Regions from separate parts of the Homo sapiens genome. Here region 2 is linked to region 1. A link is a loop called in an ENCODE intact Hi-C map of the cell type or tissue named here. Cell type or tissue: GM12878. All regions are shown on one strand. Links, peaks and the distances in the headings refer to the core of each region. The heading gives the core; the rest is flanking DNA.

Region 1 (16,272 bases), core at 1,966-9,965:
CTGCAGAGCAGCCCTCGAGATTCACCATCTGGATGAGGAAGAGGAATTGAGTCCTACCTGGCTTAGGACTTTCTTTTAGTTCCTCCAATGCATGACTCACCTCAACCTTCATCCAAACTGTTGTTCCATCTTCCTGGGACACTCCATTCCCTACACTCCAAGGGCTAACTTGGTGTCACGTTTCCAGTCTCAACATAAACTTTATTGCTTCAGGGAGAACTTTGCTAACCCTGGCAGATACACACTAAGTTAATGTTCCATGTTTAATGCTCCCACACCACCCAACACTTCTACTTTTATGACAGCCAGCACAACATATCCTGTTCTGTCACATTGCCCATCATTTACTCAGGTCGTCTTCCACCCTGGACTGAGAAGACCACTGTGGCTGCTGGTTTGGTATTGTGTTGCCAGTGGATAGCAAACATTTATCAAATGAATAAATAAAAGGTAAGAATAGTACTTGTTTCATTCTTATATCTGCTATAACATCTAGCAAAGTAACTGAAACTTAATTAGCATTCAATAAAATGCTTATGGATTAAATGCAGGAATAAGAACCCTAAGGATGTCAGCTGAATTCAGCACTACCCCAAATCAACTGGGAAAATCCTTCCTACCGTCGTTCTTTCCTGATCTCTCAGTGGGTTTCTTGCCTTGCTACTTGGCTCAGATAAAAGCTAGAAAGAACAGCACTACAGGAGGAAAAAAATGGTAATATGCAATGGAGACTAAACTGCTATAATCAAAAGTAATATTCTTCTCTCTCTCTTTCAACTCCTTCTATTGAATACCACCCCCATCCCCAGAGCAAAAGATCACTGGAAACACACCCATAAAAAAGTCACCCCTATATTTTTTTTATAAAAAGTATGCTATTTAGGTTCTCAGCCATGAATATGTAGCTGATATTGACTAATGGGAAATGTAAAAGGAAGAAAGCTACAGCTTTTTAAAGCATACTCATTGAAATTAAGGTCATATGTAAGAAATTTGTTTTAAAAAAATTTCTGAGCCACATCCAAAACTCTAGAGGGCATATTAAATAATGAAAATGTAAACTATTGGGATTTGGTGCTGGTTACTATGTTGGCACAGTACATAGCTCCCTGTGTGGCTTAAAAAATTAGGGAATTTTCCCTTCTCCCTTTATCTAGTAGCCTCCAAAATTAAAACAATTTTCTTTTCTTTGTGTAATAATACAAGCTAACCAAATTATGCTCTAATATTTTCATTCAATGACTTGGGAAGTCATGAAAATGCTTGTTTGGGGAGTTGCCCATATAGAAACAGAAAGAAAAAACCGTATCAAGAGGATTAAAGAGAGAGAGAGAGATAAAACAAAGAATTCCAAGGATTGTCACAATCTGATCTGCATAAATAAAAGATAATGGCTTCAGTGAGCTGGCCAACCTTTCTGTGGAGTGATCGGTCTGTAGAGAGTCATGTCTAAGAGGCTGCAGGTCATTATGGCAAGATAAAGCCTATTTCTCATTTATATTAAAGAATCTTGCCTGTTAAGGGCTTGATATGGATTTCAGACATAAATGTGCACAAGGCTCCACACCTTGTTAAGCCAATTTCTACGTATGCATTCCCTCCCTAATACACATGCAGATTTTATCATTCACAACTCAACTATTACACCTAACATACTTTTCTTGATTTACAAAGGGTAACATTTAGGTAGATCAGAAGTACTCAAATTGGGGGAATTGGATCATAAAATTTTCCCTTGACAAAGAAATTATTTTTTAATTTTGTACAGAAAAACGAATTTCCTTCCTTTTAAACAGGGCTTGCTACATCAAGAGAAGAAGGTTAAACTGTTTCCATTTTTTTAATATGTTTGATTCACTTTATTATAATATCTGGTTCCAGGCAAATGGATTGTTCCAAGTCAGCAACTGGAAACCTAAGCAATGGAAACTTTCACATTAAAAAACAAACAAATCAGACAATACAGTAAACAAACCCTGACTATAAAAATGGTTAAATACAGTATAGGAAACTCAGTAAAGTCAATGAGGTACCTTGGGTCCAAAAAGGAGCTATATGTATAATTGAAAGACTTCCTTGGCTGGGCCTTGTGAGGTGGCTGTAGCATTAGTGGGGTCCCTACTTTATAGGTCTACAGGTTGAGAAACTCAATGGGTACCTTCACCCAGGCACAAGCAGATCCTACTGTGTTGATTTACACAGTGGCTCAGGCCTGTAATCCCAGCACTTTGGGAGGCCAAGGAAGGTGGATCGCAAGGTCAGGTGTTCGAGACCAGCCTGACCAACATGGTGAAACCCCATCACTACTAAAATATAAAAATTAGCTGGGTGTGGTGGCACATGCCTATAATCCCAGCTACTCAGGAGGCTGAGGCAGGAAATTCGCTTGAACCCAGGAGGCGGAGGTTGCAGTGAGCCGAGATTGTGCCACTGCACTCCAGCCTGGGCGACAGACTGAGACTCTATCTCAAAATAATAATAATAATCAAAAATATATATATTTGGACACTGATTTCCAAATAATAAGGCAAATAATAAAATTTTGGTATTCTGTTTGTTTGTTTATTTGTTTTGAGATAGGGTCTAGCTCTGTCAGTCAAGCTGGAGTGCAGTGGCGTGATCTCAGATCATTACAACCCCCACCTCCCAGGCTCAGGAGATCTTCCTGCCTCAGCCTCCTGAGTAGTTGGGACTACAGGGTGCATAACCACGCCCAACTAATGTTTGTATTTTTTTGGTAGAGACGGGGTTTAGCTATATTGCCCAGGCTGATTTTGAACTCCTGGGGTCAAGCGATCCACCTGCCTCCACCTCCCAAAGTGCTGGGATTGAGCCACCACAACTGGCCAAGAATTAATTTATAAGGCAATAATAACATGACATAGTAGGAAATCTCTAGATAGAAGATAGGGCCTCTGGTCCTGGTCTACTGAGTTTCCATCACTGGGACTCTGTGAGTCACTTGATCTCTCTGGTTCTTTATTTTCCTTATATTTCCTAATCGAGAGGTATTCAGTTAATTCAATCAATGACAAAATAGTTCAATAGAAATATGGGCAAAGACAAGAACAGAAGGCAGTATGGTACTATGGTTTTCAAACAAAAGTCTGAGAAATTTGGAAGTCCCCAGATGTATCAATAACCGAGGAACTTGTACCAAGAAGTCCCACAGCATAGATGTTGGGATGATCTGAAAGTGCTGTATGAACAAAAGGCTCATTTTGCAAAGTGTTGCCAAATATGTGATGGGTGGACCTGGGAGAGATTATAAACTTATTTTATGGGAAGGTACTGCCTAGAACAAGCGTTCTCAATGGGAATGCTACTGCCCCTTAGGGGAGGTTTTGGAAATTAGATTGGGGTTAGTTGTCACAATGACTGGGGACACTAGTGGCATTTAGTTGACAGGAGGCAGAGGCACTGTGTGTCTTGCAATATACAAGATAGTCCTACACAAGGAATAATTATTCCAGTTCCCACAAAACGTCATGACATTGATGAAGGTATGTTTATAATTATCTAGCTTAGTTTTACATATAAACAATAGTATTATTTATGTCAACAAGCAAAAAAAAGATTGCATTATTGACTTCCCAGGATGATAACTGCAAAGTAAATCAAGGGAATATCATACTTTATGTTCAGATTTTTGTCAAAAGGGTTCACAGTTTTGGAAAGTCGGTCCACTCATGATATTCGAGTCAGCAATGAGACATTTACATCAGTCTGCATTTGTGGCTGTAGGATTCATAGTGATTCTACATATGGGGCAAACATCTTTTTAGAACAAATTCCTTCCCTTTTATTTCTCCCTTATAATAAAGTTAGGGCATAGTTTTGACACTTGCTGTCAAAGAGGTATTCAAAATATTTGTCATATGAAAGTGGAGCCTTGGGTACGACAACGTTGAGAACACTGATCTAGGGCAAAGATCATCTGTATGGCAGAAAAAGAACTTAAGGGAAGTTCTCAACAGACATGATGGGAAGAATTGCCCTTTCTGGGTGTGGGAGAAGGAGACGAAAATTTGAAGGGAGAGAGTAGGTGGAGAGACATGTCTGGTTCCTGAAGACCTGGTGAATATATAGCCATCCCAGAGAGATGGAAGGTTGAGGCAGGGGCTTTTGAGCCTCTTTTCCATTTAGAACCCTGGGAAGAGATACCACTTTGCATTTTGCTCCCGCTCAGAACTTGGTAATCACAGTAAAATAGGAATGGCAGAGGGGTACACATAGGCAGGAAGCCAAATTTGGTGGCCCTGAGATTCCCAAGTTTCACGTGGAAGATGTGGAAGGAAACCAGATATTCACAGGTATTCTCAGTGAGAGAGTCATGTGGCAGCTGAGAGTAGCAAGCCAGATGGTTAACCACAAATGGTCCTGTTGAGAGGATGACCCTGAAGCAGAGGCTCTGGGGTGGATGGTCAGACCAGAGCAGGATGGAGTCTGTGGCTGAGATCTGCACACTGCAGCACCCACAGAGCCAGGGGAGGAACCCATGACATTGCTAAGAGAATAGATCACAGCAGGAAAGACATCAGGTCCACTGTGTCCAGGTGAACAGGAAACATCTCCAAAATGGCCAGCACACACACCCAGACTCCACACTGTTACTACCAGGTCACCGATCCCCTGTGCTCAGCAGCCATCTCGCATAGGGGAACAAGGAGTAGAGACAGCCTGAAAGCCTGAGTCATCGCCCTAGAAGTGGGAAAGTTAACCCATTAGAAACGACGGAGACACTGAATGATCAAGTTTCAGTCCTCCCCTCTGCCAAAACCTTCCACACTCACTCGACTGGAAATACACACCAAAGTGAAAAAGAAATAAGCAACAGTTTTTGGACACATCTCAGTTTGCCAAGTATTGCGCTTTTATCCTTCTCTTGAGTATGTTCCTCTCCTTTCCATGTGCATCCGAAACTGGTCAACCTGAACTTGGACTGTGGGAACCAGAACCAAATGTGGGTCCGGTATACAGTACACAGCATTACATTTATCATGAACCTAAGACTATTAAAATAAAAACAAGAATAAGAATGCCATCTACTGGCGTGGAAAGCAGCAAGGCCCCTAACAAACCTGCAGTTAGTTTAAATGGGAGAAAGAATGAAAAGTTTTGCATTATTTTGTTATGAAACAGTGATAACAGCTAGAGAATAGAGATTTAAATATAAGTAGTATTAAGGGGACAGAGCACAAATAAATTTCTTTTAAACTAGTAAATCTTTCACATTCATGTCCCAATTTTGTGTTTGCTACTATAAACTCCATCTGAATGCAAAATAGATAAATATAATAAAACAGAGGTTTTATTTGTTTTACTGATTTATCAAGCTGTTTAAAAACAACCTAATGTTGATCTTTATTCATCATTTTTTTAAATGTGTTTATAAATTGCTTTGCCTATGTAAACAGAATGATAGAATATATGACTCTATTTGGCTGTTCCTATTTTCTGTATATTGAAATGGAATCGCATTTTTTTTGCATAGAAGGCAAACCAGACACTGATGAACCATACCTGTCAATATTGATTACCATTGACAAATATTGATATTTATATGAATTTTTATATAATATTTGTATGATTACCATTGATAAATATTGATATTTATATGAATTTTCCTCAGTTGGTTGATGATAATACAAATTTTTTAATTTTTCAGTGGAGAATTTATTTCTAATCACTTACTTGTTCTTTGAAAATCCTACTCAAATCATGATATTTTATTAGGTCCTTGATAATGTTTCCTTAAAATGTTCACAGTATCAAGGTTCATTTTATTGCCTATAAATATCTCATTGTTCTAGCACCACTTGTTGAAAAGATTATATTTTCCCCATTAAATTGCCTTGCCACATTTGTCAAACAGCAGTTGACTAAATGTGTGTTTATTTCTAGATTTTATATTCTGTTCCATTAATCTATTCATCCATACACCAATTCCACATTTTCTTGATCACTATAGCTTTATAGTAAGCCTTGATATCAGATAATGTAAGATTTACACTGACTTAACACTGTAAGTCATCCACATTTGTACTTTTTAAAGTTTTTTTGTCTATTTTGGGTACTTTCTACTACCATATAAATTTTAAAATAAGCTTGTCAATTTCTACAAAAAAGGCTGCAGGGATTTTAATTGGGCTTGTGTTTAATTTATAAATCAATTTGGGGAAAATTGCCATCTTAACAGTACTGAGTCTTCCAATCCATGAACACGGTATAGCTTTCCATTTATTTAGGTCTCCTTAAAATTTTGCTAAGCAATAGTTTGTAGTACAAAATTTAATTAAAAATGGACTACAGACCTAAATGTAGTGGTTAAAAACCACAAAAATTCTAAAAGAACACAGAATACATCTAGTGACCTTGGGCTTGGCAAGGTTTCCTTTTTTTTTTTTTCCAGATGGAGTCTCACTCTGTCGCCCAGGCTGGAGTGCAATGGCACGATCTCGGCTCACTGCAACCTCCGCCTCCCAGGTTCAAGCGATTCTCCTGCCTCAGCCTACCTAGTTGCTGAGATTACAGGCGCACACCACCATGCCTGGCTAACTTTTGTATTTTTATTAGAGACGGGGTTTTACCATGTTGGTCAGGCTGGTCTTGAACTCTTGACCTTGTCATCCACTCACCTCAGGCTCCCAAAGTGCTGGGATTACAGGGGTGAGCCACTACACCCAGCCCAAGGTTTTCTTAAATATGACACAAAAAAGCACACACTGTAAGACAAAATAATAAATTGGACTTCATCAATTAAAATTTTGTTCTTCTAAAGACATTGTGATGAAAATAAAGGGCAAGCCTCAGACTGGGAAGAAATATTTGCAAAGCATATATAAGAAAAAAAAACTTGTATCTAGAACGTACGAAGAACTCTTACAATTCAATTAGAAGACAACCCACTGTTTAAAATGAGAAAAAGACTTGAACAGATATTCGATCAAAGAAGATATACAGATGGCAAGTACATCAAAAGTTGCCCAATATTATTAGGCATTAGGGAAATACAAATTAAAACTACAATGAGATCTCGCTACATTTCCAAACATTACTTTTTTTTTTTTTTTTTTTAGTTGGAGTCTCACTCTGTCACCAGGCTGAATTGCAGTGGCGTGATCTTGGCCCACTGCAACCTCCACCTCCCAGGTTCAAGTGATTCTCCTACCTTAGCCTCCTGAATAGCTGGGATTACAGGTGTGCACCACCATGCCCAGCTAATTTTTGTATTTTTCATAGAGACATTGTTTGACCATGTTGGCCAGGATGGTCTCCATCTCTTGACCTCGTGATCCAGCCACTTCGGCCTCCGAAAGTGCTGGGATTACAGGCATGAGCCACCATGCCCAGCCCCAAACGTTACTTTTTTTAGAATGGCTAAAATTAAAAAGACTCTCCACACCAAGTGCTGGGGAGGATGTGGTGCTACTAGAACTTTTATATACTGATGGAGGAAATATAAAATTGTACAATAAATTTGAAAAACACTTTGACAGTTTTAAAGGTAAACATATACATGCCATACAACTCAGAGATTTCATTCTTAGGCATTTACCTAAGACAAATGAAAGCAAAGACTTGTAAAGGAATGTTCCTAGCAGCTCTATGTGTAATAGCCAAAACTGAAAACAACTCAAATGTCCCTCAACTGAGGAATGAATAAATAAATTGTCCTATATCCATATAATGCATTGCTACTCCACCATAAAAAAAGATTCAAATTTAAAAAAGAATAAGAATGTTGCTATGTGCAACAACATAAATTAACTCAAAATAATGTACTTTCTTATTGTCTGAACTATCTAAAAAACAAACAAAAATAATGAGCTGAATGAAAGAAGATAGAAAAAAAAACCCACATATTATATTATTCCATTTATATAAAATCTGATAAAATGCAAACTAAACTATAGTGACGCCATGCAGACCAGTTGTTGCCTTGGGAAGAAGAGGGAGGTTAGGGAGGGGAGTAAAAGATAGATTACAAAGGTTCACAAGGAAACTTTTAGAAATGTAGATACATTCACATATCTTGATTGTGGTGATGGTTTCATGGGTGTGTACATAAGTCAAAACTCATCGAAGTGTACATTTTCAATACATACAGTTCATGGTATGTTCATTATACCTCAATAAAGCTATAAAAATAGTGTCACACAGCAGTGGCAAAAAAAATGGTTAGATAATATATTAATTTTTAACTTTTCAATTATTCTTTTTTTTTTGAAACGGAGTCTCGCTCTGTTGCCAGGCTGGAGTGCAGTGGCATGATCTCGGCTCACTGCAACCTCTGCCTCCCAGGTTCAAGTGATTCTCCAGCCTCAGCCTCTCGAGTAGCTGGGATTACAGGCGCCCGACACCACGCCCAACTAATTTTTTGTATTTTTAGTAAAGACAGGTTTCACCATGTTGGCAAGGATGGTCTCGATCTCTTGACCTCATGATCCGCCCGCCTCGGCCTCCCAAAGTGCTGGGATTACAGGTGTGAGCCACTGCACCTGGCCTCAATTACTCTTTACTTTCAGGAATTTAGTTTTGCTTTGATATTTCTGGTGTTTAAAATGCCAATGACACTATTAACACAGTACTAATATAACAGATCTCATATTCGTGTACTTGTGCTCAGGGTAGAGCTGCAGAGTAATGTAACTGCATCTTCAAGCTTGATCCCACCCTCCCCCTCAAAAAAAATTCTGTCATTGCACTCTACCTATATTTTTGATAAACAAATTAAGAGTTCACAAATTATCTCTACAATTGAGTTTCAGCATTCAATTATTAAATCCATCTATGCTGGTAGATATGAAAATGCAACGTTTGGCAACTTTTGAGGTTCTTAAATGATCCAACTGGTCGTGCAGACTAAAATAAAACCAACAATAAAAACGCAAGCCAACCTCACATAGTTGCTAGCTAAATTACCATAAAAATAAAACCACTTCCCCCACCCTAGAGTTGGCCTTGTTAATAGGGTAGAAACGTAAGCTTTCAAGTATTTCTTGGGTTTTCTTCTTTTCCAGTGGCCACTGGGCCTGCTTCCCTTTACTGAGAATGAAGTTAATAACAGAATGACAGGAAACAGGCATTATTCATTTCACATGTGGACAAGAGAAGTGAAGGGAGAACTTTCTTCTATTTGAGCTTAGAAAGAAGAATTTAGAAGTGGCCGTTCTTAGAACAGCATCACAGTGATACTGTAACTTGTAAAACACCTTTGGAGGCATGAGAGCTCATCATCCATTTCCCTCTGTCCCAACAAGGAAGTTTTAAACAATCTCAAATGACTGTAATAATTTACAAAAGTCTTCAAATCTTTGGAAGAGAAACCCTGAATCTCTTTTAGAAACATTCTTTTCAGCCAGGGTTCATCCCAACTTTAAGGGAACCTCTTCAAGGATCAAAGAACTCATTACTTTTAGTTTCCTCTTGTTTCAGAGTCCATGACCAGCTCTTAGTCCTGGCTATAAACACGTTCCCAGCTCTTCACACTCTGGCTACAAAGAGTGACTCTTCATAGGAGGAACAGCTGGAGGAGCATGACTTTGAGGGGCTCTCAAGGCCCACCTCCCTCCTCTCCCAGGCTAAGCATTCAATAAATATCTGTTAATGTAGGATTAAATACATCTCAAGCATAGACACAGTGAACTGAAAATGTTACCTTTAGAATCCAAAATGGTTTAGACCAGCAGTCCCCAACCTTTTTGGCACCAGGGATTGGTTTTATGGAAGACAATTTTTCCATGATGGGGGATTGGCGGGGGGATGGTTTGGGGATGAAACTATTCCATCTCAGATCATCAAGCATTAGATTCTCATAAGGAACAAGCAACCTAGATCCCTCGCATGCGCAGTTCACAAGAAAGCACGTGCTTCTGTGAGAATCTAATGCCGCAGTGGATCTGACAGAGTGGGAGCTCAGGCAGTAATGTGTGCTCGCAGCTCACCTCCTCCTATGCAGCCCAGTTCCTAACAAGTCACAGACCGGTACGTGTCTGCAGCCTGGGGGTTGGGGAGCCCTGGTTTAGATCAAACAAGTGGGAAAATTGTCTCCAGAATCAGAAAGTATTTACTTTATAGAGTCACTGTGAGAATTAAATGACATTTCTGCAAGGAAGCACCTAATAGGCACTATCTGGAAAGGAGGCGCCTCAGAGAATATCAAGACAACAAAACTGAGTTGCAGAAGGTTGAAGCAACTTGTGAAAGTCACTCACTCAGCTCGTGCGAGAAAGAGCAGGCTTGGAACTCCCATGTCGTAGCTCCTAGGCCAGCGCTTTGTACTTGACAACGTCACCATAGAACTCCAGGAATTACACGGAACTTTCCAACAAATCCAGGACCTTCAGGGTAATGAGATCCAAAATGGGCAAATTTCAGTGGGGAATGACATGTGAAGAAAACAGAGCAGGAAAGAGTAAATGCACAAGATTCTCTTCAAGTTCAATGTTCAATCACTTGTTTTCTCACTTCCACCATACTCTTGATGGGCATTTTTAGCTTTGTTTTATGAAAGAGAAAACTGGGATTCTGAAAAGTTCGGCAATGTATCTGAGGCATGGTCTTCTGACTCCAAGTTTAGCTCTATTTCTACTCCATAGCAATACCAAGGCTTGGATGGAAGCATGCAATGAGCATCATAAAGGGGTCAGGCTAGGAGAAGCCACACAGGGTGACAGCCTGGGTCTGGGGAGGACAAGGAAAGTCCTTGGGAAAGGAGGACACAGAGACACATTCACCTGCTTTACAGTGGGGCAAGGGCCCTTCTAAAATCGAAGCATGGAATACAGCAGCCTGGCCATTGTCTAGGACGGGTAACTACATCTGTCCAGGCCAAAGAACTTGATGTCAAGCTTGACCCCTCTCTTTCTCATACCCTGCAACCAATCTGCTATGAAATCCTCCTGGCTGTCCCTCCAAACAACAGCAGACTCAAAACCCTGTCTCCACCTCCAGTACCACCGCTATCTCCAAGCCACCAGCTTTCCCCTGGATTATCCTATTAGCCTCCACATCCGTTCTCCCTGCTCTACCTTTGACCCCTTCAGCCTCTTCTCACACCATCAATCAGAATGAATCTTTTCCCCCCCAACATTTTATTATGAATGTTTTCAGACTTACAGTAAAGCTGAATTAATTTTTTTTTTTTTTTTTTTTTGAGACGGAGTCTCGCTGTGTTGCCTGTGCTGGAGTGCAGTGGCATGATCTCGGCTCACTGCAACCTCAGCCTCCCAGGTTCAAGCAATTCTCCTGCCTCAGCCTCCCAGGTAGCTGGGATTACAGGCACCCACCACCGTGCCCAGCTAATTTGTGTAATTTTAGTAGAGATGGGGTTTCACCATGTTGGCCAGGCTTGTCTTGAACTCCTGACCTCATGATCCGCCTGCCTTGGCCTCCCAAAGTTCTGGGATTATAGACATGAGCCACTGTGCCGAGACTGAAAAATTTTTTACAGTGAATACGTATATCCACAACCTAGATTCTATCGTTAACACTTGATGATGCTTGTTTCATCACATTATTTATCCCTCTTGAGAGATTATTTAAAAATGTAAGTCTGATCACATTGCTCTTTTCCACAAGAATCTCCAAAAGCTTCCTGTCTCTCTAAGAGTAAAAGCCAAACTTTTGTAATGACCCAATAAAGATGTGAGCAATCTGCACCATCCCACACCCTGCATCTCTACATCTCTCCTCTGTCTTCATCTCCCGCTGGGTCCCACCTTCTTTCCTCCACACACAGCTCCTTCCCTCCAGCCACACTTGTGTCCTTGTATATTTTAAGATACACCAGGCTTTTCACTGTTCTTTCCCTCTGCCTGGAACTCTCTTCCTACAGATTTCTAAGTGAGTCAGTCCCTCACTTCTTTCACAGCTTTATTCAAACAGCCCCTTTTGAGTAAGGTCTTCCCTGGCCATCCCATTTAAAGTCGCAAATCACCCCTAAAATTGCCTTCCTCTTTTCCCTGCCATTTTTTCCCCTCCATAGCCTTCATTACCCTAACATTCTACATTTTAGTTATTAGTCTTATCTATTGTTGGTCTCTCCCCATTGTAATTTGTTATTAATATCTGCAACATACATTGCATCAGGTAATTTAGATATACTGACCTCAATTTGATTTGTACAATAGGTACCTGAAATGTCACTTATTCTCTTTTAATAATAAGGAAACAGCCTCAAGGAAGCTAAATAACTTGCCCAAGACCACCAGTGTATGTGGGAGCAAGAATTAAAATTCAGATCTCTCAATCTGCAAGATCCATTGTTTTTCGGAAGGTGCGGTAGCTCATGCCTATAATCCCAGCACTTTGGGAGGCTGAGGCCAGCAGATGACTTGAGCTCGGGAGTTTGAGACCAGCCTGGGCAACATAGAGAGACTCTGTCTTTACAAAATTTTTTTAAAAATTAGCCAGGCGGCCGGGCACAGTGGCTCACACCTGTAACCCCAGCATTTTGGGAGCCTGAGGCGGGTGAATCACCTGAGGTCAGGAGTTCGAGACCAGCCTGGCCAACATGGTGAAACCCCGTCTCTACTAAAAATAAAAGATTAGCCGGGGGTGGTGGCACGCACCTGTAGTCCCAGCTACTCGGGAAGCTGAGGCAGGAGAATCGCTTGAACCCAGGAGGTAGAGGTTGCAGTGAGCTGAGATCGCACCACTACACTCCAGCCTGGGTGACAGAGCAAGACTCCATCTCAAAAAAAAAAAAAATTAGCCAGGCTTACTTAAAGAGTCTCACTCTGGTCTCACAGTAGTCATGCCACTGCACTCCAACCTGGGCAACAGACTGAGATCCTGTCTTTAAAAAATCCATGTTTTTTTTCACCATATAGCACAGGAACCTGTATGATGAGATTGGTGGAGCCCCTCGGCAGGCACCCTAACTAAAGGCCTTTCTCACATTCATCCCTCATTTTGTACTTAAATGGTTGGTTCTTCAAGATGTCCCTCTTGAAACTCTAATCCTGAAAGGGAAGAAATATGAAGCCAGGAATAATCAATATTTCTTTAGGGATGGATTAGATGACAAATAAAAAGAGAACATGTGCCTTGGGCATGGTATTCAGGGTAAGGGCCTAGAGTGAGTAGAGTAGAAAATCAAAGATTACAGAACTGTCCAGGGCACTGATGGGCCCAAAGATATGCTTCACAAACTTTTCATTTTTCCCAGAGACACACTAGGACTAATTCTAGGAAAATCATACGTACATCACTACTCCATTCCTCAATAATAGAATTTATTACATAACATAGTAATATACCTGTTGCTATACTGTTGTTTTTGTTCACTAAACTGTGAGACTCTTGAGCCTGGGGAATGTAGCTTACTCATCTTTGAATCCCCAGTGCCTAGCACAATTTTGGGCACATAATAGGAGCTTAATAAATGTTTGTTGAATTAGTTGATGAAGTAAACGATTGAATGGATTATCATACAAGACCTGGGAGGAACCGAGAAAGGAAACTCTAATAATCAGCCATGAAAACTCTTTTTGAGCCTTTTGTCTTTTCTCCTGACTTCAAACACAGACAGAACTATCTTAAATAACACTATTGCAATGGGATTTCAAAGTGATTACTGCATATCACAATAACTAATGTTCCAATTTAGAGCTGTGGGTGATTGGTTCAGTATGAAACAGCAGTGAATGCTGAGAGAAGTGCCTGAAATCCAGTAGCTCATTGGTTAAATATTGGTTTAATTTAAATCTGAATCTTAATCCAGGCACCCTTTCCCTCCCCATGCAACCTTTTTTTAGTTCTCCCTATTGTATGACTGTATCTGTGTCTGTGCACTATATTGCACCATAAATTCTTGAAATCAGGGACCATGATTTATTCTTACAACTAGAAGAGCAATGCTTTAAAGATAGCGAGGATTCACAAGGTATTTGTGAAAACTAACAAGTCAGATGTACTCTCTTCCCATTCACTCCTGGTTAGAGTCAGTGAGAGCAGGCTTTTACCATGACAAGTCAATTGTCATTACTAGTTCAAACCCATATTAGGGTGGGAAAAAAATAGAAGGCATCAGCTATCTGATACGGTTTGGATCTGTGTCCCCACCCAAATCTCATTTTAAAATGTAATCCCCAATGCTGGAGGTGGTGCCTTTGTGAGAGGTAATTGGATCATGGGGGCGGTTTGTCATGGTTTAACACCATCCCACCTTGGTGCTATCATCACAAAAGTGAGTTCTTGTGAAATCTAGTTATTTAAAAAGCGTGTGGTGTGGCACCTCCCTCCAAACTCCCTGCTTTCTTAGTCCTGTTCCTGCCATGTAACATGCCTGCTTCCACTTTGCCTTCCACTATGAGTAAAAGCTCCCTGAGGCCTCCCCAGAAGCGGATGCTGCTGTGCTTCCTTGTATAGCCTACAGAACCAGGAGCCAATTAAACCTCGTTTCTTTATAAATTACCCAGTCTCAGTGGGTAATTCATTCATAGCAGTGCAAGAAGGGACTAATACACGATCCCACAAGAAAATCTAATGGATTGTGTGTAAGAAAATGATGATTATTAAGCGTGATAAAACAATAATAATAATTAATATTAACTAACATTTATAGAACACTTGCTCTTTGTCAGAACCGGTGCTAATGTATTTACATACATCAGCTCACTTAGTCCCCACAACACAAAATTCATTATATACAATGATTATGCCCCATTTTCTGAATGAGCAAATAAAGGTATGGAGTCATTGAGCAGATCTCCTGGGGTTCTCCCTAAGGGTTGAAGCAGGGTTAAGAGCAGGTTTGTTTGGGCTCAGGGATTCTGCAGATCTAAGTTATCAACATAATTTTTATTGCTTTACTTTATTCAGAGTTTATCTTTTATTTTTTTCTACTTTTTAGCTCTATTTTTTTATTTAATCAGGCTATTTTTTAGTCTTTTAGAGATAGTCTACAAATATAGGATCTGAATTATTTCCAGAGTGCCTGTAGCTCTTTGTAGGAGTTGAGAGAGCTGATTTCTTGAGTGTCCTGAACTGTTCTATCACTTATAGTAATAATTACAGAACTAAAGTTATAATAAAATGGGATGTTTTAACCCATATTTTATGAGTCACAAGTGGCCTCTAAAAAGCTGCCATTTTATTATTTCTTTTAGAGATACTTAATAGGTAATGTCAGTAGTAAAGTTTAGTGTCCAACCAGCACTTAATATTTCCTATCTCCAGAATTATCAGCCCTCCCTAAAGGAAGAATAATCAAAGGAGATTTGTGATGTGTACATGTGTCAATCTAATGTCATATCACCTAGGTTAAATACTGAAAAATAAAGAAGTAGAAACTAAAGGGCTGCATCAACTATACAGATTGGGCAATAAGAAAAAGCACTGAAAAGAACCAAACTGAGGATATTATCCAGAAAATTAAAATTGTATGTGGCTGTACATATTGCATCTACTACCTGGAAGAAATGGCCTTAAGTTGTAGACACAGCATGAAACAGCCATTGCAGAGTTGGTTAGTTTCACATTAACTCATATAATCTGACCTCTTCTGACATAGTTCAACATCTAAAAATTTTTCATTCTGTTCTAATAAACTAAACATCTCTTCACCTGGGTTCGGCTAGATTTCCAGTAACTACCCTTAACTAGAAGCTGGGCTCCTACAGCTGCTGATTAACTGAATTCTTTTCAGCCCTTGCCTAGTTGCTTCAATTCCAATTCCTTCTTTGCATTTTCTGCAACAGAAGTATACATATTTACATCTAGGCATTATTGGAAGTAGTTTGTCAGCTCATAATTCAGCTTGCAACAAACCCTATTTGTTCCTTCCCCATACACCACTAACCTAAGATTGTAAATTCATTCAGGCACTACTGAAGTCTCTCCATATGGAGTTAACACACACAGTAGCTGTTGCTCAGAGGTTTACCAGAAGGCCCCAGAACTTTTGAAGATATAGGAAATGTAAGTGATTGATCAGTGTATATAATACCAATTCTTTGAGATCTGTTGAGACCTGCTTTTCAATCTAGTTTATGATCATTTTTTGTAAACATCCCCCGTGTGCTTAAGAATGTTATTCCTTAAGAGCTAGGTGCAGATCTCTGTTTGATCAAACTTGTTTATTGTGTTGTTCAAATATTTATATCTTCATTAGTCTTTCCTCTTAGATATTACGATAATTGAGACAGATGAAATGAGTTTTTCCCTACTTATGGTGGTCTTATCTTCCTGTGGTTCTACACTTTTGTCTGCTTCATATACTTAAAATATTTCATTAGAGATATACAAGCTTAGAGTTGCTGTATC
Region 2 (16,272 bases), core at 2,721-10,720, 180 kb before region 1:
CATAAGTGTTTGACTTGATAAAGTATCATAAAGTGAACTACCCCATGTGATCACTATCCAGGGCAAGAAAGAACATTGCCAGCCCCCAGAATCCCCCCTCAAGCAACCACCTAATCCCTTCTCTCTTCTTCCCCTGAAAAGTAACCACTATCTTTACTTCTAACACCATAGATTAGTTTTGTCTGTTTTTTAACTTTATTTAAGTGAAAACGTACAACGGGTATTATCTTGAGTCTGGCTTCCTCTACCCAGCATTATTATGTTTGTGAAATTGATCCCTGTTGTTAGAGGCAGCTGTAACTCATTTATTCTTAGGTATATGTTAATAGTATTCCATGAAGAAATATGTAACAATTAACTCTGTTTACCCAGTCTGCAAATAACAGATATTTGAGTTAGATATCAACACAGTTTTTTAAAGTTATTTCTGGTCAAGATACAAATACAGATTGGACATAACATGTGAGGAATTACCACCAAATGAAATATAATCTCCACCCATTTATCTCTCACAGGCAAATTAGAATAAAGGCACATGAAGTCCTTAAACACTGAGTTAGAACTTAGGCAGATTCTGACTGAGGGAGGCTAAGATTTGGCATGACAGGAATACGGGGGTTGTCAGGTGAAGGATTGAGAGTGGGAGGGATAGCGGCAGGCCCCCATGAGGGTACCAGAGTAGTTCAAGAACTTCAGTCATAGTAGATTTGTAGCCATGGTGAAGGTGGGGAAAATGAAGTTCAATGAAACAGATGGGAAAAAGTCTTCAGCAAAGTACTCAGATAGTATTGTGATAAGACAGCAAAGTCCTCATGACAGTATTATGATAAGGCAGTGCCATGGTTCTGGGTGATGAGCAGTTTAGTATAAGACCCATACCAGAAACTTCAGGTATGGGGCAATGACTGCCAACTCCAATACCATGGGGAACGTGATCTAGGGAAAGTGAGAAACGGTTTCATAGCCCTTGTCCTAGAGGCTACAGGTTCAGTGCAACTCTACAGAGGTCATCTAGAACTAGGCAAGGAATATAAAGCAACATGGTAGGAGGTAAAGAATAATGGGATCTGCAGATTAAATGGTTGCCAAGACTTCCCTCCCAGCTCTGTCAGCATTCATTCTGATTGGTTAGTGCTCAGCTGTGCAACCTGTTAATACGTTGCTTATCATTCTTTTGGCTTCCAGCAGGTGAGAAGCACAGGTGGAATCAACATTTTTTAAATTTATCCAAAATTGTACTGCTGAAATCTCAAGTTGGAGGAAACTATCAATAGACTCTTGCTTGTCTTTGCCTTTGATCTTTACCTTTTGTGTGAATTGGATTTTAATGAGAAGAAGTAGAGAAAAATAAAATTTAATAAGGAGTCAGTGTATCTAGGTTCTGGTTTTAGTTCTACCCCTGAGGTAACTAACTGCTTTTGCACAAATCAGTCTTGAGTTTCCTGAACAAAATGACAGTTGGAACAAATGATCTCCAGCTTGATAAGTCTACAACCAGTCCCTGATGTTTCCTGCCATCTCCTGCCTCCAAGGCAAGCATTGAGAATAAGTGTGTGTGTTCGTGTGTGCAAACATGTGAGTGTGCACACACATTGCCCATACTTTATATATGTGAAGTAAAATCTGCTTGGAAGTACGGGAAAAGTTGAAAATAGTTAAATAAGCACTTTTAGATGATATCTGGGCCTCTTGGGATGGTAAAAGAATTTCCTTCATTTTCTGCAATTGCTAAAAGTACAAATAGGAATTCCTTTAAAATTCACTTTTTGTCAATTACATATATCCCTTTCACTTCTAACACCTAGGACTCTAAAGTATATGTGACAACTCTGATTAGAGCAACAGAGGGAAGGACAAAGCTTTTCTGAATTATATCATTTCACAGAAGAGGCATTCCTTGTGGCCTACAAGCGCTGCAGGATAAACACTAATCATGACTCTGCCTCAACCCTGTGAAAACTGACTCATGAATAAATCGGACCAGTTTGCCTCTAATTATAGAAATGAGGCATATCTTTCTTAGAACAAGCCTTGGAAAGTATAGAATTAAACTTTGATCTAGAGAAACAAGGTCACAAAATACACTATTGCCTTACACATAGTTTGTGCTCAATAATTATTTACTAATTAGTTATTTGATAGCAGTGGATCTTTTGGCCTGATTAATCCTGATATTGCTTTAAACCTCTACTCTGTCCATGTAGCTATTAGAATGTAAGATCTCCCACAAATTAAATAGCAATACTTCAAAAAGGCAGTGTTGGCCTATATCTCAAAATCAAACTATACATGAAAAATACAAGATAGAACCTTGAAATTCAGATCTACCAGGAAGGCATGTTTGCTTTTTAACTGACATAAAACACCTCCCCTCAACCACCTTTCCCTCGTCGAGATAGGTAACATTTTAAAATCCTTTTTTTAGCCGCAAATTGCTCATATGTGTTTGTTTAAGGCCACTTGACTTCATAGTCCATTCAAAATGCAGTTCAAAGACACTCACCTGAATCCATTTCCTCTAAACAATGAGCCTAGTTTGACTTTGGAAAGAGAAATATTGAAGAATCTTCTAGGGAGGCTTTGAACACTGCCCAGGGAAAGGGCACCTTCAGGGAATGGTTAAGTACTTTGAAAACCCTAAGGAGCTTTGTAGCTAAGGATGACCTTCTAACCTCTCAACAGCTTTTTGCAAACAAAATCTTTCAAGCTTCATCTAAAAGACGGGTGAGCAACAATTTGAAGAATGAGGTTTTCCTTTGTGTCAGATTATAGAGCTCAGCAGTTCTAACCTTTTTGTTCTATTATATTTCTGATCTAAATAAGGAATTATTTATTACCAGAAAATGGTGGTATTCAGATCACAAGTCTCCGCTGAGCATTGACTTTGATCCTCAACCATATGTAGAGATTTAGGGAAGAGAATGCTGCTTATCTGGAAAGAATCCTAAGATCCACTCTGAGAAGTTTTCTGTCCAGGCAAAATGCACTCAGGGATCTGAGCGTTGACACTGAACCTGTCTTACAACTTCTTGATTTTAATTTGTTTTTGTAACGTACATTTCCCCAGTAGATTGATGTTTCATTTTTCATGTAGATGAAATTTCTTCTCCATGCCAAGAAAAAAATTGATTTACTAAAATTTTAATTCAATGCAAGTTTCTGACAAAATCGCCGAGGGATTTGTTTATATTCTTCCTTTAATATGACCTGGTGATAGTCTAGAGAGAATTTCATGCAAGAGAAAACAGTATCCTAGGAATGGACATGTTATACACTATTTCACTCTTCTCCCACAAGGAATTGGGGGGCTATTGTTAAAACTAAGCCCGAAAAGATATTTAAATATTAAAGTATCTGGAAAATTTTTGCTTTTAAAAGCAACATTTAATACACTTTGAATGCTGTTTCGAGAGCAGGGTTTTGCTTGTGTTCTGGGAAAATCAACCTAATAGCCCTTTCAGTTTTTAAATATAAAGACCCTCTTCTGAAGTAGAACTATTTGAGGCTAGCAGCTACAAAGAGCTAAACTGCTCTGGGTATAACATATAAAATTGCCTTGGTGTAGACAACGTTGGATCTCTGCAAGTTATGCTTTCTTCAGAGAAATGTTATTTTTCTCATTATGGATTGAGTCTTCTCTGTGCCTGTTCTGGGAGTCTGGGAGGGATGGAGGTAGCAACAGAAGGAAAGAGAAATAGGGAAAGAAAGGGAGCAAGGAAGAGAGACAGAGAGACAGACAGACAGGGACAGACAGAAAGAGACAGAAGAAAACAGAGAGACAGAGGTAAACAGAGACAGAGAGAGGGAGACAGAGAGTTACAGAGAGAGTCAGACAGAGATAGAGGTAGAGGGAGAATAAGAGGGAATCAGTAGCTGACAGGAAATCTGTATCTGTGGGCCCAAGGCTGAAGGAATAATTAATTGTCTTCAGAGGAGACTGTGAGACATGGAGAAATATCTTGGCTATCTATACTGGGAAATGGAGGCTCAAAATCATTATAATTTCAATACCAAAGGAAACATAACCTCATTTAAATATACTTATACTTTTTATTCTGAAGAGTTGATGAAACTGAGACATACACTGTTACATATCAAAGGAAAAAATATTCTCATTGTTACAGAGCTTTTTACCAAATTAATGTTTGATCTGTGTTAGAAGATAGTTTTGCATTTGTGTTGTAAGTAACATTTAGTCTGATATTTTAATTGATTACATTGAGCAGACTTTAAAGTTGTAAAATATCTCTAAAAAATTGCTTGAGTTGAGGTTCTCATTACCTAATGTTTATCCTTTAATCTGTGGTTTATTTATTTAAAGGACATAATCATCTATAGTTACCCAGGTGGCTCAGTAAATATGTTTTGATTCCTGCAATGTGGCAGGAAATATGCTAGGTAAGTCCTGCCTTTTAGGAGCTCACAATTTCTTTGGCAGGCAGAAATGTGTACAAATAATTGCAAGACAGTGAGAAAAACATCATAACTGAGATAATCAAATATGGTCAGGAAGTCCTGAAGAGAGCAGTACTACATTACCCTGGAGTCCTTGGGAGCGGTGAGGGTTGGGGTAGGGGGCAGTGAGAGGTCAGGGAAGATCTTCCAGAGGTAGGAATGGAGGAGTAGCATTACAAGGGCCAAGAAGGGGGAGTAAGGTGTTCTAAGACAGAAAATCATGATTGACACAGATGGTCATAAACATGCAAAGTATATGTGCAAACTTAGCTCTATTTGAGCACATCATTTTGTGGAGAGCCAGTAGCCAAGTAGGTAGTGGGACTAAATGGGGGCCAACATGTCTGCAAACTTTGAAATAAGAATAAAAGTCCCTGTGGAGCCAAATAGATGCCACCAAACCCAAAGCTAATTCTATAATATTCAATTTGCTTCTTACATAAAGAAGTCTACCACATTTTATTACTCATTTTCTAAATTTATGGTAGTGTAAAGCAACAAATAAGTTGCTATATAGAAGAACCCTTATAGCAATGAAGGGACAACTCCTTATTCCCTTCTATTTATTGCTTGGGTGGTGATTACATGGGAGAATTAACTTTATGATGATTTATTAAATGATACACCTATGATTTGTGCTTTTTTCTATATGTGTGTTACATTCCAATAAAAAGTTGAAAATGTGTTTTCTAATAAGTAGTAAATAAATTATACAAAGTATTCAATGATCAGGGCTAATGTCTTTCTAGTGTGAAATAGATAATGAGCACCTTGATTTGATGTGAGGACACCATCAACCTTTCCATTGGTGCCAGAAATTTTGCCATTAGAAATTGAGCCCTTGCAGTTAAGGCAAGATCCTGTTATATGCAAACACTCGTGTCATAGATTATTGTGGGACTGTTCATCTTTAGGGATGAAGTGTGAGAACTCTGGAGTCAGAATGCCCAGCTCCCATTCAGGTTCTACAACTTACTAGCTGTTCCAGTTACTTTTGCTATGTAACAGAATACCCCAAAACTCAATGATTTTTTTTCTTGCAGATTCTGTGAGTTAGGAATTTGTGGAAGTGTTCATCTCATTGATACTTTTGCCCTTTGTAGCACTGATTAAGGTCACTTGGTGATTCTCAGCTGGTGGGTGAGCTGATCTGGAAGGTCCAAGACAGCTTCATTCATGGTCGCATGTTTCGCACTGGAGATGAAATGACTCAAAGGCTAGGATTGCCAGCCAGAGCATCTACATGTGACCTCCCCATGTTATTTGACTTCGACACAATGTAGCCATCTCAGGGTAATTAGAGTTCTCACTTTGCAGCTCAGAGCTTCAAGCACAAGTGTTTCAGTGACCAAGGCAGAAGCTACTGTGCCTCTTATCTTCCAGGTGTAGAAGTCCACAGGACATCAGCCAGATTTCTTTAGGAGGAGTCATCATAAACCCACCTAGATTCAAAAGAAGGAAGGGACACAGACCCAAACCCTTTATGGGCAGAGTGGCAAGGTCACATTATGGAAGAACATGCAGGATGAGAAATGGTGGGGCTGTGATCATCTGTAAAAATTACCATCTGCCACACTTGCTGTGTGATCTTGGGCAAATCTTTCAAACTAAGACTTAGTTATTTCATTTGAAAAATGATGCTGATAATAATAGCCAACTCATGGGATAGCTTTAAGGATTGATGAGATAATACATATCAGGTGCTTAGTGCAGTGCCAGAGTCATAGTAACAGATCAGAAACACTTCCTATTTACCTTCCTATTAAGGTGGCAGGAGCTGAGGAAAGTGGAAGAGGATAGAGAGGTGTCTCTAGAATAAATGTCAGAGATAAAGCCTGGATAAAAGGACACAGATGGAAGGAATAGGCAAGTCACACAACAAGGGATGATTTCTAAGATGACAAAGTGGCTCTGAAAACAATGATAGGCAAGGAATAAAAGCAAACTTTCTCAGTTTCCCAATCTTCCCTAGGATTGGCCTTGGTATTTTGTCAAGCAAGCAGTAGGGGATGACTTGTTTATAAAAGTCACTTTCATTAGAAACACCAGATTGTCTTCATTCATGGGGTTACCAAGTAAAAATAAAAGGAGGACCCCTGTTATGACACATTCTGACACTGACAGCAAATAGTAATCTTTCATAAGTCTCTAACCAAATGAACACCAACCTTTCTGGGCCATAACGGTACCCTGGGATTTGCCACCGAAATGGAAGCATGTAACAAACTTTAAGTAAAATAAATGGATCTCTTCCAAACAACTCCCAGATGAACCAGGTAAAGGGGATCTGTACTACAGGATGTTTTATTAAAACGTAATGGAAAGAGCTGAAACCCCTTTGTCACTTGGCAGTTGTGAAAGAAACCTTTTTAGCAAATGACAAAAACAGGAAGTTATGTAAATTAACACTTGGCATGGTACTAAAGCAAGATTTTCAACCAAAAAACTGGTTTATCAAGCATCCATTGACTAAATTTTGTGCCCTTTTTTTTTAATTGCAAGAATACAGAAATATATGAAAAACTAAGTGGATAACAAATGTTATTGCAGATTCTGTACACGGATTTACTGCCACCCTTTCAGATTTTCAGTGAAGAAAACTTATTGAACACCTACTGGATACTAAATTTGAGTCCTGTGGAAAGCACAGCATCTCTACAGTGCCAATAAATAAACAAATTGAAGAATGGCAAAAATCATGGTAATTGTGACTCAATATTGGAGGAGTTGATTATAATCTTGAATTTTGACCTTTCAATGAACAGAAAAAAAAAAACCTACAAATATTTACTCATTTCCTACCATGAGTACAAACCTTGCTATGCATGAGGAGGTATCAAAGTTGAATAAGATCAAACTGCTATTGTCATAAATGTCAAAGTCTTGTGGAGGAGACAGAGGGATATATCAATAACTTTATTATGAAGCTCATAAAAATGAAATGTTATAATAGAGATAAAACATCATTCTTGCCAACATGGGTGTCGTTAACATAGAAAGTTTACTAGATAAAATAGGATTTGAATGGGAGCCTTAAAAAAAATAGGTACTGCTGTGAAGGAATATTTAAGATATAGGAATATTTAAGTATACTGAGAAAATGGAGCAAGTTTCCAGAAGCAGAATACAGAGAATATTCTAGGAGGAATGAGCTGACTGCACTATGAGCTCCTTGAAGATAGGGATTGCTTTTGGTTATTTTCAACATTGCTGGTTCATGGTAGAAGCTCAATAAATGTTTAAAAAATGAATATTGGACAATGTTCACTTGGCATTAGGCAATGGATATACAATTAAAACATTATATAGAGGCAACAATAAAAGAAATATTTCAATGTCCAGGCCAAAATTTCAGATATTATTTTATGAGATGATGTGATAGATTGATACTATAGGACAACTTAACCATATGTTACAAAATGAATGAGAACAAAAGGGAAGTTAGTGGCAGAGATGAACTTCTCCTCCGTTTATATCCCACCAACTAGGTCTGTTCTCACAGTGGGTATTCAGGAAGGGAGTTTACCTAATTCATTAAAATAAAAGAATGGTGTAACATACAAAGAGGTAAATTATCATAATTTCATTTTCAACTATGTTGTTAGACTTTCTCCACTATATTTTCGAACATCTCTGGACTCAATCTAATTTATTTTTAAAAATAGCTAATTGTGATTATGTCTTAAGTCTTGAAGACAGAAGGGGACAAAACTTACCAGAAAAAAAATCAATTTATTTGGCTACATACAAAATGAGAAAACTTTGATGCAAGTAAACAAAGCCTAAATAAGAATGCAAACAACATACAGTAAAAGATGTTTACAGTAAATAAGAGCAATAAAAAGTATAATACATTTACTATATGAAGAAATCATTAAACTTGTTAAGAAAAATATTAACAGGCTGGGAACAGTGGCTCACACCTGTAATCCCAGCACTTTGGGAGGCTGAGGCAGGCAGATCACAAGGTCAGGAGATCGAGACCATCCTGTCTAACACGGTGAAATCCCATGTCTATTAAAAATACAAAAAAAAAAAAAATTAGCTGGGTGTGGTGGCAGGAGCCTGTAGTCCCAGCTACTTGGGAGGCTAAGGCAGAATGGCGTGAACCCGGGAGGCAGAGCTTGCAGTGAGCCGAGATGGCGCCACTGCACTCCAGCCTGGGTGACAGAGTGAGACTCCATCTCAAAAAAAAAAAAAAAAAAAAAAAAAAAAAAAAAAAACTAAGAAATCATTAGATAAATAGCCAAAAGTCTTAGATAACTAAGAGATGATTCACAGAAAACAAATTGTAAATAAAAAAGGGAAGTGTTAAACCAGGATAGTAAGAAAAAAAGAATACACGTTAAAACAGTGAGATGCCATTTTCTATAGACAGTGTTAAACTAACAAAAACTATGCTTTAATGTTAATAGCCAATTCTGCCAAGAGTGCAACAAAAGTATTATATTTATACATTGTTATCATAGTATTAATGCAACTCTTAGAAATCTACTTAACAAAATGTACCAAGAGCCATAAAAATGGTAAATCCCACTCATGGAACTTGATCTAAAAAACAAAACAAAAAAAAATCCAGGCTGGGCATAGTGGCTCATGACTGTAATCCCAGCACTTTGGGAGGCCAAGGCAGGAGGATCACTTAAGCCCAGGAGTTTGAGACCAGCATGGGCAACATAAGAGACCCCATCTCTACTAAAACTAAAATAGAAAATTAGTTGGGCCTGGTAGTGTGTGCCTGTGTCCCAGCTACTTGGGAGGCTGAGGTGGGAGATTTTCTTGAGCTTGGGAGGTTGAGGCTGCAGTGAACTATGATCACACCACTGTACTCCAGCCTGGATGACAGGGCACGACCCTGTCTCAAAAAAATTTTTTTAATACAAAAGAAAGAAAATGTATAGATTTGAAATTAATTCCGGTATAATTATAGCAGTGAATACCTGACAAAGGCAAAGTAGATTTAACAAGCAGTTATTGAGTGACTTTCTACATTGCCCTTCATGATAGCAGTAAAGGAAGCCAAGAATACATAGCTGCTGCCATCAGGCAGCACTTATTGTTGTTGTTCAAAACTAAGCATCATGTATGCCTTATGGTAATCACAAAGAAAAAAGCCACAATGGATACATGAACAAGAAAGAGAAAGAAATAAAAGCTTAGCACTATAGCAAAACACCAAACACAAAATGTACACAACAAAGAAAGAAAGGAACAAAAAGATTTACAAAACAACTAGAAAACAACAAAATGGCGGGACTAAATTCTTACTTATAAATAATAACCTTAAATGGAAATGGATTAAACTCTGCAACCAAAACACATAAAGTGACCAGGATAGTAAGAAAAAAAGAATACATGTGAAAACAGTGAGATGCCATTTTCTATAGACAGTGTTAAACTAACAAAAACTATGCTTTAATGTTAATAACCAATTCTGCCAAGAGTTGAAAAATAAAAGAAAGAGTTGAAAAATTAAAGAAAAAATAATAATATCCAACTATATGCTGCCTACAAGAGATCTAGCTTAGCTTTAAGGACACACATAGGCTGAAAGTGAAGGGATAGAAGAAGATACTCCATGTAAACAGTAACAAAAGAGCAAGAGTAGTTATACTTACATCAGGTAAAATAGACTAAGTCAAAAATTGGCAAAAAGAGACAAAGAAGGTCATTATTTAATGATAAAGGGGTCAACTTATCAATAGGACATAACAATTGTAAATATATATGCATCCAACATCAGAACCTAAATATAAAAAGGAAAAAGAAACATTAATGAACATGAGAGGAGAGATAGATAGCAAATACAATTGTAGTATGAAACTTCCCCACTTTCAAAAATGGATAGATCAACCAGACAGAAAGTTAACAACAAAATATTTACATCAACTGCATTTTACACCAAATAAACCTAACGGACATATATAGAACTTGCCATCCGATAGCAATAGGATTTACATTCTTCTCTGGCTCAGATGGAACATTCCCCAGGATATACCATATGTTAGATCATAAGACTAGTCTTAAAAAATTCAAAAAGATTCAAATAACATCTGGTATTGTTTCTCATCACAATGATATAAAACTAGAAATCAATAACCACAGGAGGAATCTTAGAAAATTTACAAATATGTGGAAATCAAATATGCTCCTGAACAATCAATTGGTCAAGGAATAAATCAAAAGGGAAATTTAAAAATATCTTGAGACATATAACAATGGAATCACAACTTAACAAAACCTATGGGATGTAGCAAAAGCAGTTCTAAACAGGAAGTTTACAGCAATAAATGCCTACCTTAAAAAAGAAGAATGTTTCCAAGTAAATAGCCTACAATTATGCCTCAAGGAGATTTTAAAATAAAAAAAGAACAAACTAAACTCAGAGTAGCAGAAGGAATAAAATAATAAAAATCAGAACAGAAATAAATCAAATAAAGAAAAATAGAAAACATAATAAAAGCAGGATTATTTTTTAAAACATAAACAAAATTGACAAACCTCCAGCTAGACTAAATACAATGCAATAAAGACTCAAATAAATGAAATCAGAAGTAAAAGTAAAGATATTACAACAGAGATGTCTCAGAAATTAAACAGATCATAAGAGACTGTTATAAACAATCATATGGCAAAAAGATGAATGATCTAAAAAAAATGAATAAATTGCTAGAAAAATATAGCCTACCAAGATTGAATCAGGAAGAAACAGAAAGCTTGAACAGGCCAATAAAAAAAATAAAGACACTGAAGTAGTAATTAGAAATCTTCCAAAGAAGAAAAGCCCAATATTAGATGGCTTCATAGCTGAATTCTACCAAACATTTAAAAAGAAGTATTACCAATACTTTATTAAACTTTTACTTAAGAAATAGAGCTAGAGGAAACATATACAAACATGTTTTACAAGGCCAAGATCACCTTGATAACACCAAAGCCAGACTAAGACACTGCAAAAAGAGAAAACTACAGGCTAATACGTCTGATGAAACTTGGTGCAAAAATCCTCAATGAAATACTATGAAACCAAATTTAATAATACATCAAAAATAATATACATCATGACCAACTGAGATTTATCCCAGGTGTGCAAGTCTGGTTTAACATATGCAGATCAATCAATGTGATATGTCACATTAACAGAATAACATAAAATTCATAGGATCATCTCAACTGACAGAAAAAGCATTTGACAAAGTTCAGTATCCTTTCTTGATAAAAAACTTTTAACAGTTTAGGTATAGAAGGAAAATTTCTCAACATAATAAAGTTCATTTTTGAAATACAGCTTAAATCCAAATAAATGGGAAATAACTGAAAGCTTTTCTGCTAAGACCCACTACAAGGTAGGGATGCCCACTCTTGCCACATTTATTCAACACAGTACTGAAAGTACCAGCCAGAGGAATTAGGCAAGAAAAAAAAAAAAGACATCCATGTAGGAAATGAAAAAAGCAAAATTGTCTTTGATGCTGATGACATCATCTTATACACAGAAAATTCTAAAAACTCCATCCCCCAAAAAAGTTAAGATTGATAGATAAATTCAATACAGTTGTAGGTTATAAAAACAACATACAAAAATCAGTAACATTTCTATACACCAACAATGAACAATCCAAAAAAAAATTAAGAAAACAATCTCATTTACAATACCATCAAAAATAAAATAAAATAAAATACTGGGAGTAAAGTTAACCAAGGAGTTGAAAGATCTGTACACTGAAAGCTATAAAACATTAGTGGAAAAAATTGAAAAACACAAAAACTAAAAAGATATTCCATGTTTATGGACTGAAAGAATTAATATTGTTAAAATGTTCATATTACCTAAAGCAATCTAAAAATTCAATACAATTCCAATCAAAATTCCAATGGCATTTTTCACAGAAATAGAAAAATAAATCCTAAAAGTAATATGGAACAAGAAGAGACCTTTAATACCAAAAGTAATCCTGAGCAAAAAGAACAAAGCTGGAAGCATCATGCTACCTGGATTTAAAATAGATTATAAATATATTGCAATCAAAACAGCATGATACTGGCATAAGAACACACACATCAACCAAAAAAACAGTAGAGAAAGCAGGAAACTAAACACAACTGTTTACAGTCAATTGATTTTTTGAAAAACTATGCCAAGAGTACACAACAGGTAAAAGACAGTCTCTTCGATAAATAATGTTGGGAAAACTGGACATCCACAAGCAGAATAAAACCAGACCCTTACCTAACACTATATACAAAACTCAACTCAAAATGGATAAAAGACTTAAATATAAGACTTAAGACTACAGCTACTAAAACAAAACATAGGGGAAATTCTCCCCAACATTGGTCTCGGCAATGACTTCTTGAATAGGATTGCAAAAGCACAGGCAACAAAAGCAAAATAGCCAAATCTAATTATATCAAACTGAAAAGCTTCTGTACCACAAAGAAAACAATAAAATGAAGAGATAGCTCACAAAAGGAGAGAAAATATTTGCAAACCATATATCTGGCATATCCAAAATAAATAACTCAAACAACTCAACAGGAAGAAAACAACCTAATTTAAAAATGGGCAAAGAATCTGAACAGACGTTTCTCAAAAGAAGAAATACAAATAGACAACAGATACATGAAAAAATGCTCAACATCTCTAATCACCAGGGAAATGTAAATTAAAACCACAATGAGATGTCACCTCATACCTGTTAGAATGGCTGTTATAAAAAAAAAGAATAATAACAAGTGCTGACAAGAATGTGGAAAAAAGGGAACCCTGTACACTGTTGGTGGAAATGTAAATTAGTATAACCATTATGGAAAACAGCATGAAAGTTCCTCAAAAAAAAAAAAAATAGAACTACCAGGTGATATAGCAATTCCACTTCTTGGTATATATCCAAAGAAATTAAAATCAGTATTTAAAAGGGATATCTGCACTCCCGTGTTCATTTCAGCATTATTCACAGTAGCAGAGCTATGGAAGCAATCTAAGTGTTCAGAAACGAATGGATAAAAAAGATTTTACGTATGTGTATATAGTGTTTGGGATACTATATATGTACATACAGTGTTTGGGATACTACACAGCCTTAAAAAAAAAAAAAAGGAAATTCTGTCATTCACAACAGGGATGAATACAGCAAACATTACGCTAAGTAAAATAAGCCAGGTACAGAAAGACAAATATTGTATTAGCCGCTTACATGTGGAATCTAAAACAGTTGCCCTCATAGAAACAGAGAGTAGAAGGTAGTTACCAGAGGCAAAAGGAGAGGCAAAGGGATGATCTTGATCAAAGGGGACAAAGCTTCAGTTACACTAGAGGAATAAATTTTGGGGATCTTTGCACTGCATGGTGACCATGCTTAATAGTAACATATTACATATTTCAAAATAATTAAAAGACTAGATTTTTAATATTCTCACCACAAAAATAAGTTGGTGAGATGATGTATACGTTAATTTGTTTGATTGAATGTTTCTATAATGTATATATAGATCAAAACATCACATTATTCCCCACAAATATACACAATTATTATTTGTCAATTTAAAAATTAAACTTAAAAAATTGTAAACCATGACCCTTTACCACTAAAAACTGTAATGCATTTTTCACAGAAATAGAAAAAAAATCCTAAACTGTGTATGGAATCACAAAAAATCTGGAATAGCTGAAGTTGATACTGAGAAAGATAAAATTGAAGGCATCACACTTCCTGATTTAAAATTATACTACAAAGCTATAATAATCAAAAGAGTTTGATGCTGGCATAAAAATAGAAACATGGATGAATGGAACAGAACAGAGAGCCCCAAAATAAGTCCAAACATACACAGTCAACTAATTTTTGACAAGAGCACCAGTAGGACACAATGGAGAACGGATACTTTCATAACTATGGTTTGGGAAAAAATTCTTTTTCTGCATTCAAAAGAATAAAATTAGTCCCTCATCATACCTTATAAACAAAAATCAACTCAAAATGGGTAAAAGACCTAAATGTAAGACCTGAAACCAAAAAATTCCTAGTAGGGAACAGAGGGAGAATTCCTTAACATTGGACTTGACAATAATTCTTTGGCTATCACAACAAGAGCTTAGGCTACAAAAGAAAAAAATAAATGAATGGGACTACATCAAACTAAAACACTTCTGCATAACAAAGGAAACAATCATCAAAATGAAAAGGCAACCTATGAATTGGAAAAAATATTTGCAAACCACATATCTAATGAGGGGTTAATATCCAAAATTTATGAAGAACACTTATAACTCAATAGCAGAAAAACAAATAACTCAATTAAAAAATAGACAAAGGAGGATCATGGTGGATGGGAGGCAGGACTAGATTTCAGCTCCCACTCAGATGGACAGAGTAGCATGTGGAGTCTCGCATCATGAATTTTTGCTCCAGAACTACTGCAGGAACAATTCAGGAAAGCCAAGAGAACCCACAGACGAGATTGCTCCTGCAGGACTTGGGAGACACACCAAATACTGTGAGTGCCCAAACTGTGGAAGTGGGAAAGGGGGACTGTCTGCCCCCAAACACACACCCTCACTTGGGAACTTGAAGGTCTAGATCATGGGAGAAGATTCTGACCTTACCTGGAGCTGAGTCAATTTAGAGAGCTGAGTGAAATACAGGAATAGAGGAAGTGGTGGGAAAAGCCCTTTGGGATCTCTGGGTTCCCAGGGAAGCCATTTCTGACTTGTCTCATAGGGCTACCTGGAGAGGGCTGTCAGTGGAACTGGGAAAAGGGCAAAGAGAGAAGAAAACTTCCAGCTGAACTTTGTAACAATTCCAACTGAATGAGAAGTCTCCTGGCCAGAACTCAGGGGAAGGCATAAATCTTGTGTGCAGACTCCACAGGTCGGGAAGCACAAAAGCCCCACTTGCTTTTGCAGCTGGGAGGCTGGTAGCCTGGGGCAAGTTCTCAGCCCTGCTCACCCACTGCCTGGAAACAGACTCAGTCCTGTTGTGGGGGGCATGGTGAGAGTGATAACTGCCTTCTGGGTTTTGTGGAAGCTGGGTGAGGCCTGTAACTGCCGACTTTCCCCCACTTCCCTGACACCTGCATGACACAGGAGAGGCAGCCATAATCCTCCTAGGAACATAACTCCATTGACCTCAGAACCACACCCGCATCTGCCAGAGCAGCCACAGGAAGACCCGCCCAAGGCAAGACTGAGCTCAGACATGCCTAAGCCCTGCCCCCACCTGATGGTCCTTCCCTACCATCCCTGGTAGCTGAAGACAAAGGACATACACTCTTGGGAGTTCTAGGGCACAGCCCACCACCTGATTCTACCCATACTACCACAGCTGATGCTCTGCTGAAAGCGCCACCTCCTGGCATGAGGCCAACCAGCACAAAAATAATGCACTAAACCAAAACTAAGGACCCTCATAGAGTCCATTTCACCCTCCTGCCACCTCCACTGGAGCAGATGCTGGTATCCATGGCTAAGAGATCCATAGACGGTTCACATCACAGGACTGTGTGCAGACAACCCCCAGTACAGCCTGAAGCCTGGCAGACCTGATAGGTGGCTAGATTCTGAAAAGAGATAACAAACACTACAGCTCGGCTCTCAGGAAGCCACATCCCTAGTAAAAGGGGAAGAGTACTATATCAAGGGAACAACCTGTGGGACAAAAGGATCTGAACAACAGCCTTGAGCCCTAGAACATCCCTCTGACAGAGCCTACCCAAATGAAAAGGAACCAGAAAACCAACTCTGGTAATGTGAAAAAACAAGGTTCTTTAACACTCCAAAAAAAAAAAAAAAATCACACTAGCTCAGCAGAAATTGAT

Evidence for each region. A loop is a pair of places that touch in the nucleus more often than their neighbours do. Peaks named below come from ENCODE experiments on the same cell type or tissue, not always from the same donor. Only the 100,000 strongest peaks of a DNase experiment are listed, where the experiment ranks them.
Region 2: a loop joins it to region 1, with 2.7 times the contacts of the local background. A loop is called at or near these places in 2 of 110 quality-filtered maps.

The regions. Positions count from the first base shown.
Region 1 is chr13:79,241,707-79,257,978 of GRCh38, forward strand. No RefSeq gene overlaps it. Among named protein-coding and RNA genes, the nearest start is that of RBM26, 160 kb to the right of the region's middle. RefSeq lists enhancers at 4,500-4,559, 4,570-4,649. In GM12878, for the core only: a CTCF peak has its summit at 5,058 (motif pointing left); a DNase peak (open chromatin) is centred at 4,835.
Region 2 is chr13:79,063,954-79,080,225 of GRCh38, forward strand. No RefSeq gene overlaps it. Among named protein-coding and RNA genes, the nearest start is that of LINC00331, 230 kb to the left of the region's middle. In GM12878, for the core only: no CTCF peak of the experiment used is centred there; a DNase peak (open chromatin) is centred at 6,838.